2 separate regions of the Homo sapiens genome follow, and region 2 is linked to region 1. The links are chromatin contacts, found by Hi-C or POLR2A ChIA-PET in ENCODE. All regions are on one chromosome and are shown on one strand. The core of a region is the stretch at or near the end of the contact, and the rest is flanking DNA. Distances in the headings are between cores, read along the strand shown.

The links. Hi-C counts contacts between places; a loop is a spot of excess contacts on that map. ChIA-PET counts read pairs that join two places held with the same protein, here RNA polymerase II (POLR2A). Pooled maps may share reads with other maps.
Region 2: a map of right lobe of liver shows a loop between it and region 1 (6-fold over the local background). The contact joins the promoter of LINC02957 here to the enhancer-like site in region 1. A Hi-C loop is called at or near these places in 4 of 168 maps with a recorded cell type or tissue (MCF 10A, endothelial cell of umbilical vein, mammary epithelial cell and 1 more) and 4 of 50 pooled maps. POLR2A ChIA-PET finds 5 or more read pairs at or near these places in 1 of 52 experiments (MCF 10A).

What each region holds. Positions count from the first base shown.
Region 1 is chr9:91,195,996-91,200,000 of GRCh38, reverse strand. It overlaps LOC124902208 (a long non-coding RNA gene), which reads right to left. Exons shown (of 2, transcript XR_007061660.1): 2 at 1,607-4,005. Among named protein-coding and RNA genes, the nearest start is that of LINC02937, 35 kb to the right of the region's middle. Within about 2 kb of position 2,025, at least 25 of the 41 ENCODE cell types and tissues checked have a DNase peak (open chromatin) inside an H3K27ac peak, as active enhancers do; they include mammary epithelial cell and right lobe of liver, where a contact is called at or near this core.
Region 2 is chr9:90,995,648-90,999,613 of GRCh38, reverse strand. LINC02957 (long intergenic non-protein coding RNA 2957) reads right to left here and starts at 2,576. Exons shown (of 4, transcript NR_184139.1): 1 at 2,494-2,576; 2 at 1,797-1,968.

The sequences.
Region 1 (4,005 bases), core at 776-3,275:
CTTCAATACACTGACAGGCAATTGGCAACTCGGCCTTAGCCTTCACTTCCTCCTTGTGCAGAGCCTTAAGGTCAGCCAGAGGTGAGAGCTAGGGCCTTCTCAAGTCTTCCCTGAGCTTGCATACAGCCCTCACATGCACATGGCCTTCTAGATTTCTAGGAATATGTCAGAGCTTTTCATAGCCCTCTATGGACATCTCATTCCCCAGTTTCTGTTTTTATGTTTTTTGGTCAGCTTCTTATTTGCCCCAACTCAGGCAGCTTTGATGCTAAACAATCATCACTGATTTTTTTCCTTAAACACCCTGCAGGAAAAAGCTCTCTACAATGAATGAGGTCCTAAGTTAGGTCAAATAAAGACAAGCCGTGTGAATGGGGGTTTTCCCCATTATTAAAACACCAGAGAACTGCTGGACATATCAGATAATGACAAGTTTCTGGGAATAGGGCTTTGGGGATGCCACAAAGACATTCATTCTCCTATGGTGGCTGCTGGTTTTCATGGCTGCCGTAAGTGTGAGACTATTAGTTTTCAAGGTGTGTGTGGCTCTGGGAAGAGGGAGTGGAATAGGGCAAGTTAAAATTCCACAAAGTGGCTCGGTGTGGTGGCTTAGGCCTATAATCCCAGTACTTTGGGATGCCGAGGCAGGCGGATCACCTGAGGTCAGGAGTTTGAGACCAGCCTGGCCAACATGGTGAAACCCCATTTCTACTAAAAATACCAGAAATTAGCTGGGTGTAGTGGTGGGCGCCTGTAATCACAGCTACTCAGGAGGCTGAGACAGGAGAATTGCTTGAACCCAGGAGGCGGAGGTTGCAGTGAGCCGAGATCATGCCATTGCACTCCAGCCTGGGCAACAAAAATGAAACTCCACCTCAAAAAACAACAACAATAACAAAACAAATAAAATGCCACAAAGCTTGTTCTTACTGAGATTCAGCCACTTTTCGTGAATGAATGCTTCTCAGGTTGTTGCAAGCTTTTGGCTAATTTCTGGGGTTCTGAAAAAGTTTTGACAATTTTTTTTTTACAATCTTTGGCGATGTTCTCATTGTTTATATGGAGGAGCAGATTTTCTGGAGGTTCTCACTGCACTATTCCCACTGACATCCCTTCCCCCTCCCCAGCTGATTCTAATGCAACCAGGTATACCATGGGCTGTTACTGGCAAGGTGTACAAGGTAGCTTTCTGACTTCTGGTACATCAAAACTGATATTTATTGAATTATTATTACAGCCCAAACTATTGACTATACCTCACTTCCCAAATGTCAGGTTTAGTTGTAGTCAAGGTAGGAGAGGATTTACTGCTGTATTGTCTTTTAAATGTCTGCTCTGAGTCTAGACCCAGGAAACAGAAATAGGCTGCTCCAGCTGAGGCTCCCCTTGCCTGGTCATGAGGTTGGATGATCTGTGAGGGATCTGTTCATTCAGCCCTTAGTTGCTAAACTAACAGCCATAAACCAAAGCAAAGCAATGCATAAATGCAGCATTCAAGTAGTAAAAATAAAAAGTATTGAAATCCCAGCACATATAGATGTCTTATGTTTTAGGACAACTTTTCTTCCACACTGTTAAATTCATGTTCCACTGTTAGACATTTAGATTATGATGACAAAATCATTTATTAATTTGAGCTTTCAGACCTTGAACAGGATTTCATGTACAGTAAGAGTTTGCTAGTAATCAAATCGAAGAGTCCTTTCCTTAAAAAAAAAAAGTAAAATGAAGATGAAATTTAATTTCCAATATATGTTAGGGAACCAGATATATTCTAGTTGGTACTAGAATGTATAATTAGCCCTTGGTGAAATTTCAGAAGACTTTCTAGGTTAAGATATTATTGAAAACAGTCCCTCTACACCAAGGCTACTTTGAGGGTAGAAGATAACGCGTGAGTCATCTCACCTCCGGCAGCACTGTTACCTCTCAGAGCTTCTCAAACACAGTGGCCATTGTTGTTACCACGGCTAATTATTAGCCTGCTCCAACAGAATTTGTGTTGATGTTACAAAAACAGTTTATGCTACACAAGCTCTTTATTCATGTAATAATTACAGCATGTTTGTCTTAAGTATTTCGCAAGTGTTCTCTTTGGATAATACTAGCAAGATTAAGTAATAGTTTCTCGCTAACAGTATTGCTCAAGAACATCAAACGTGATGGATTGGGATTTGATATATGTATGTCTTTGGCTTCTAGCGTCTTTGACTTTTTGCGTTGCTTACATATAAAATACTCTTCTTGTGGGGGTATGTCTATTGTTTCTAATGCAAATGCCAGGAACCACTTGAGCAAAATATTTGATATCAGTTTTAATGGAGAGTTTTTATAATGATCAAGAGTAATATAACCAAGCCAGCAACAACACTGTGCCAGAAGCCAGGGACTTCAAAGAGTCTTCCTTTTAGAACTCCAAAAAAAAAAAAGAAAGAAAGAAATTTATGTTTCTCCATATCATCCAACTTAATCATTGGCAATAAGTGACTTGGCAAGAAGCATGCATCACATGGTTCGAGTTCTGCATTGGAAAAGGTCAGCAGGAGGCACAGACACTGGCCTGCATTATGCAGCTGTGTACTCTGATCCCATGACACGTGCTTTGGAGCACGTTATGCAATGTTACACTGCTGATTAATGGCCGCTTGCACAAGAAGTTTTTCATTACCCCTACTGCAAGCATCCTGGGAATGATTAACTTTGTGACATAACTTTCATCATACAAATATGGAAGATTTAAACAGAATTTCAAAATAATGTGCTTCAGAAATAACAATGAGTTTTGGCTTCTTAATGCATACATGATTAAGAACTATTTTAAAGCCACTGGGTGAAATCAAGACACCTATTTGGGAGTTGCCTTTTTTTTAGGACTAGGGTTTCATGTGAGATTGGATCATGCATGAACACTCTTCTACCCTATTTTAATTTTACCTTTATTCTAGTTTGATGTTGAAGATGTCAGACGTATTTTACAGTGCTTAGCTCTTATGAGCTAAATATTGAATATACTAGTTGCTTTTTTAAACATTTTTGGAGCCACAAAGATATGACTCTTATATTGTCACACACAGTGGAAAGTTATGGTGATGCTTGTTTTTGAGTCCATGTAACTAAAAAGGTAAACAACTAAAATTCTGCATTTTGTTGAAGTTTGAATCTTAGCAGTTGAGTGCAGTCTGAAATACTGGGTGCACGAAGACTGTATTGTGATGGCAGAAAGTCAACCAAAGTAGCTTAGACGAAAGGAAACTTCATTGGCTCTCAGCCCCAAACTGTGGAAAGACAGGGGAGCCGGAGTCACAGGGCTGCCAGGACACTCCACTCCCCACCATGTGTTTGTAGTCTCTGGTATGTGGCTCCATCCTTTGGGCCTGTCCCTGTAGACCAGCTCCACCTGATGACAGCTCCCAACTGCATGGCCCCCCAGCAGGAAAGAGGGGTCATGCTCTTCACTCACTTTGAACTCAGAAACTCCCAGGAAAGGCCTCTGATAGGCCTAGCTCAGATCATATGGCCTCCCTGTGGCCAGGGTGGTGGGGTACTATGATTGGAGGAGGGAGATCTCTTCAGGAGAAGAGAGGGCTGCTGTCATGGACCCAAAAACAAAGCAGCCACCCAGGCCAACCTTGACTCAGTCAGCCGTCCTTTCCCCCAGATGACCCCTACATGCCTTAAGGCCTCTCATAGACACAGTCACAAACCTGGGCATCCTGCTCAGTAAGCATCACCCCAGGGTTCTGCCCAGCTCTGAGTCCAGATCTCTAGGTCACATCCATTCCTCTAGAGGCCAGGCGTGGCTCTGCAGAACAAAGCGGCCTATGGCCTCAGTGCCCAGTGAGGGAGGCAACCGCCTACTGGGGGCAAAGCATACAAGGGCTCCAGCCCACACCGCATTTCACATCACGGGAAGGGACTAGAGAGTTGATTGATCCCTTGGCCAATCTCGTGACCAATGTTCTTGCTGCTAGGACTCTTTCCTAGAGGAATATTGGAGAAAATTTT
Region 2 (3,966 bases), core at 1,327-3,826, 200 kb after region 1:
CACACATCTCTTCTCATTTTATTGCATTTGCTTTTGTTCTGCATGCACCCACACACACGCACTCATACACACACACATTCACACACACACACATATGCACATACATACTCTCTTTTCCCCCAGGCCTCTGAGTCCAAAGCAAGAGTTACTGACTAAACAAACTGGCTTTTCTTTCATTCTTTCTACATGATATGAAAGCAAATGAGATTATTTCTGAAACACACCAAAACTAAATTGCCAAGTGAGAGTTTTGCATAAAGTCCACATGTGAGGCAATATACATAATGTTACTTTTAAAGAAATTCCCGAAACTCTTTTCTTCCAAGATAAACAGTGTGTGTTTATCACAGATTCTAGGGGATTTCGATTCACTATGATATTCCAGAAGTATTCAGCTTTGCTCTTGCTTTAGTTCTATGCATCCCCTTACAAAGTTCTGTTTTGTTTTGTTTCTTTCTAAGTTTACCTATATCATCTTTTTCATCTTTCTACCCGTTGTTTTACCCAAAGCCCTTGCTTGGGGGCTAGAGCACGTTGTATTTGCAAAGATGGTCACACTAATATATACTCCATCCCATGACTCTTCCTACAGTGCAATGCTAGCCCCCACTGAGAGGTGTGAGGGAGTCTCACCCTCACACCTGGGGACACCCCTATTACTGCCTGGACCAATAGAATACAGGGAAAGTGATGCTGTGGGATTTCCAAGCTAGGCCGTAAAAGGCAATATGGCTTCTACCTGGCTTTCTTGGGTGCTTTTCCTTGGCTTCCAGCCACCTCATTGTGAGGAAGCCCAGCCTGCAGGGAGAGGTCATGTGTGGGTGTTCCAGCCAAAAACCGGAAGCCTGTGTGGACTGCCACACCCACCAGTTTGTTTGTTTTGTTTTTCATTTGGTGATTAGATTCTCCAGTTTATGTGCCTGCAGATGGTCCCTGCTACTGCTTCGAGTGGCTCAGCGGAGACTCCAGACGCCATGAGGCGGCGACAAGCCACCCTGCCTGAATTCCTGACCCACAGGAACTATGACAGGTGATAAAAAGTCATTATTTTAAGCTGCTAAATGTGAGGGGAATTTGTTAGGCTGCCATAGATAACCGATACAGGACCTCTTGTATCCCAGCCGAGTGGTTTAGCTGCCACGTACAGTAACCTCAGGAATCACCGAGTGGAGGTTCCTCAGCTCTATTTCCAATTTCCTCCTTTAAAAATGTGTCTTTTACGGTCCCCTTTACTAGCCAGTTATGAAATTGCTGGACAATACAACAGATCTAGATATGTGACATACATTTGTATGACTATATGTTCATATATAACATATATATTATTCATATACCTAACAGTAATATAGAGAAGCAAAAGGAAAATAATTCTTCATAAAATAACATGAAATTCAATATATGGTCATTTCTTCTGCAATGTGTTCCTAAAATCACTTGCTATGGAATTTTGCATAATAAAAATAACAGAGCTTGTGGGGAAATGAGGTTAGTGACAGAATACCCAACACCTATACAGTAAGTTTTTCATGACGTTCATAGGCTCTTGGAAACAGTGACTGTAAGCAAAACTGCATAGAAAGAAACCAATTTCCCTATAGGCTAATTGATATCCACAAGAGTTAAGTTCCTGTAGCATATTTCTGATAGCAAAAACATCACCAAACTTCTAAATGAAGACCCAAACACTTGTAATATTAAACATTAAAACAATAAAATAAATGTAATATTAAACATTAAAATAAAAGCTATAACACATTTAAGACAAATTAATAAAAACAAGTAAGAGAATTGTTTACCTGCTTATTCCAGTTCAGGGTTGAGGGTGGCCGAAGCCTATCTCCAAAGCTTAGGGCGCAAGGCGGGAACCAGCCCTGAATAGGACACACTCCCATCGCAGGGCGCGTGCACACCACCTGCACTCACTCATACTGGGATGTGTAGACATGGCAGTTCACCTCATAGGCACACCTTTGGGATGTGGGAGGAAACAGGAGTAGCCAGAAAAAACCTACACAGACCTAGAGAGAATGTGCAAAGTTCACACAGATGGTGGCCCCACCAGGGGGAATTCATTTTTTTTTCTCTTCAACATTATAACAAAATGACTTTGAAATAAAATGATGTTATTCCAGGACCTGCTATATAATTTTGTAATTAATTCATTACAAAATAAATAATAAACTTTATTAAAATTCTGCCATAGTTTGAGACACCTTAAATTCTCAGTCAATAAATATATATGTATATATATATATGCATGTAGGTATATATATATATATATATATATACGTATATATATATATACGTATATGTATATATATATATATACACACATACATACACACACACACCATTTACCTTGACAAACACATGCAGTTTGGAGGGTGGATGTGGTTTTGGAGAAGGGGTGTGTATTAGTCTGTTTTCATGCTGCTAATAAAAATATACCCAAGACTTAGTAATTTATAAAGGAAAGAAGTTTAATGGACTCACAGTTTCACATGGCTGGAGAGGCCTCACAATCATGGTGGAAGAGCAAGGGACATCTTACATGGTGGCAGGCAAGGCAGAATGAGATCCAAGTGAAAGAGGTTTCCCCTTATAAAACCACCAGATCTCCTGAGACTTATTCACTACCACGAGAACAGTATGGGGAAAACCACCCCCATGATTCAATTATCTCCCACTGAGTTCCTCCCACAACACATGGGAATTGTGGGAGCTACAGTTCAAGATGATATTTGAGTGGGGACACAGCCAAACCATATAGGGGTGGATGGAAAGGCCTGTCATTTATGGAATGAAATATTTCCATACAAGAATGGGCATTGGCCTATTTTGGTGCCTTCTCACTGGTTTAAAATAAAAATTCTGCTGCATTCAGTGGTAGTTTTCATCTTCAACCCACTGCAAGTAATTTTTGGCCATATTTCAGACAGCTGATAACTCTACTATTTCATTTTGTTGTTGCTCTCAAAGCCACTTCCCTGATGTTGTGCAATGTGGATTCCTACAGGTGCGATGCTTTTGCAATATCACGTGATCTTTGTGTTTCCAAATATTTTATTATATCAAGCTACTCCTCAATATTCAAGGCTTTTCTTTGACATGCATACTCGGATTCTTATAACCCAAATGATTGCTTATGTTTGAGACTCTGTAATGGATACTTCTATCAAGAACATCTAACACTCAGGAGACCAGCTCTGTGCGCTTGCAGGGCTCACCATGGGCCAGCTTGGTAGCAGGCGGGAGCACCTCAGCAGGAGACTGCTTTGAGCCAGTGGCATTTCTCATGCACACCACCTGGTGTTGCAGCAGCATGAAACTAACCCCTCATGGAAAATGGCTGGGCTTTTCTGTTTTTCTGTTTTTGTTTGTTTGTTTTGTTTTTCATTTGGTGATTAGATTCTCCAGTTTATGTGTCATGTATTGTGATGGTTAAAGATGGCTGTAAATTCCTTGCCATGCCCACTTTGAAAAGTGGAGCCTCTTTCCCTTCCCTTTGGATCTGGGCTCGACCTGTGATTTGCTTTGAGCCATAGAATGCAGTGGAAGTGACGCTCTGTAACTTCTGAGGCTAAGCTATTCCACACTGGGAACGTTGTCTCTTTGAACTCCCACATAATGAGGGGAGAAGCCCAAGCACCATGGAAAGGCCATTTGGAGGGAAACTGAGCCTCTCCAGTCTGCAGCAAAGTGAAGCTACTAGCTGACGTGGTTGGCAAGTGCTGTGTGCCCCATCTTAAATGTCCCAGCCCAGTCAGCCTCTAGATGACTGCAAGTGACACTATGTGGGTCAGAAAAACCATCCTGCTGATTCCAGTCAACTTACAGAACCATGAGGCACAATGCACAGTTTTGTTGTTTTGAGCTACTATTTTCAGGGTGCTTTGTGTATGCTACATAATTGAAGCAGCATGTGAACAAATTCTTCACAACATGTGTTGTAATAGAAGAATATTT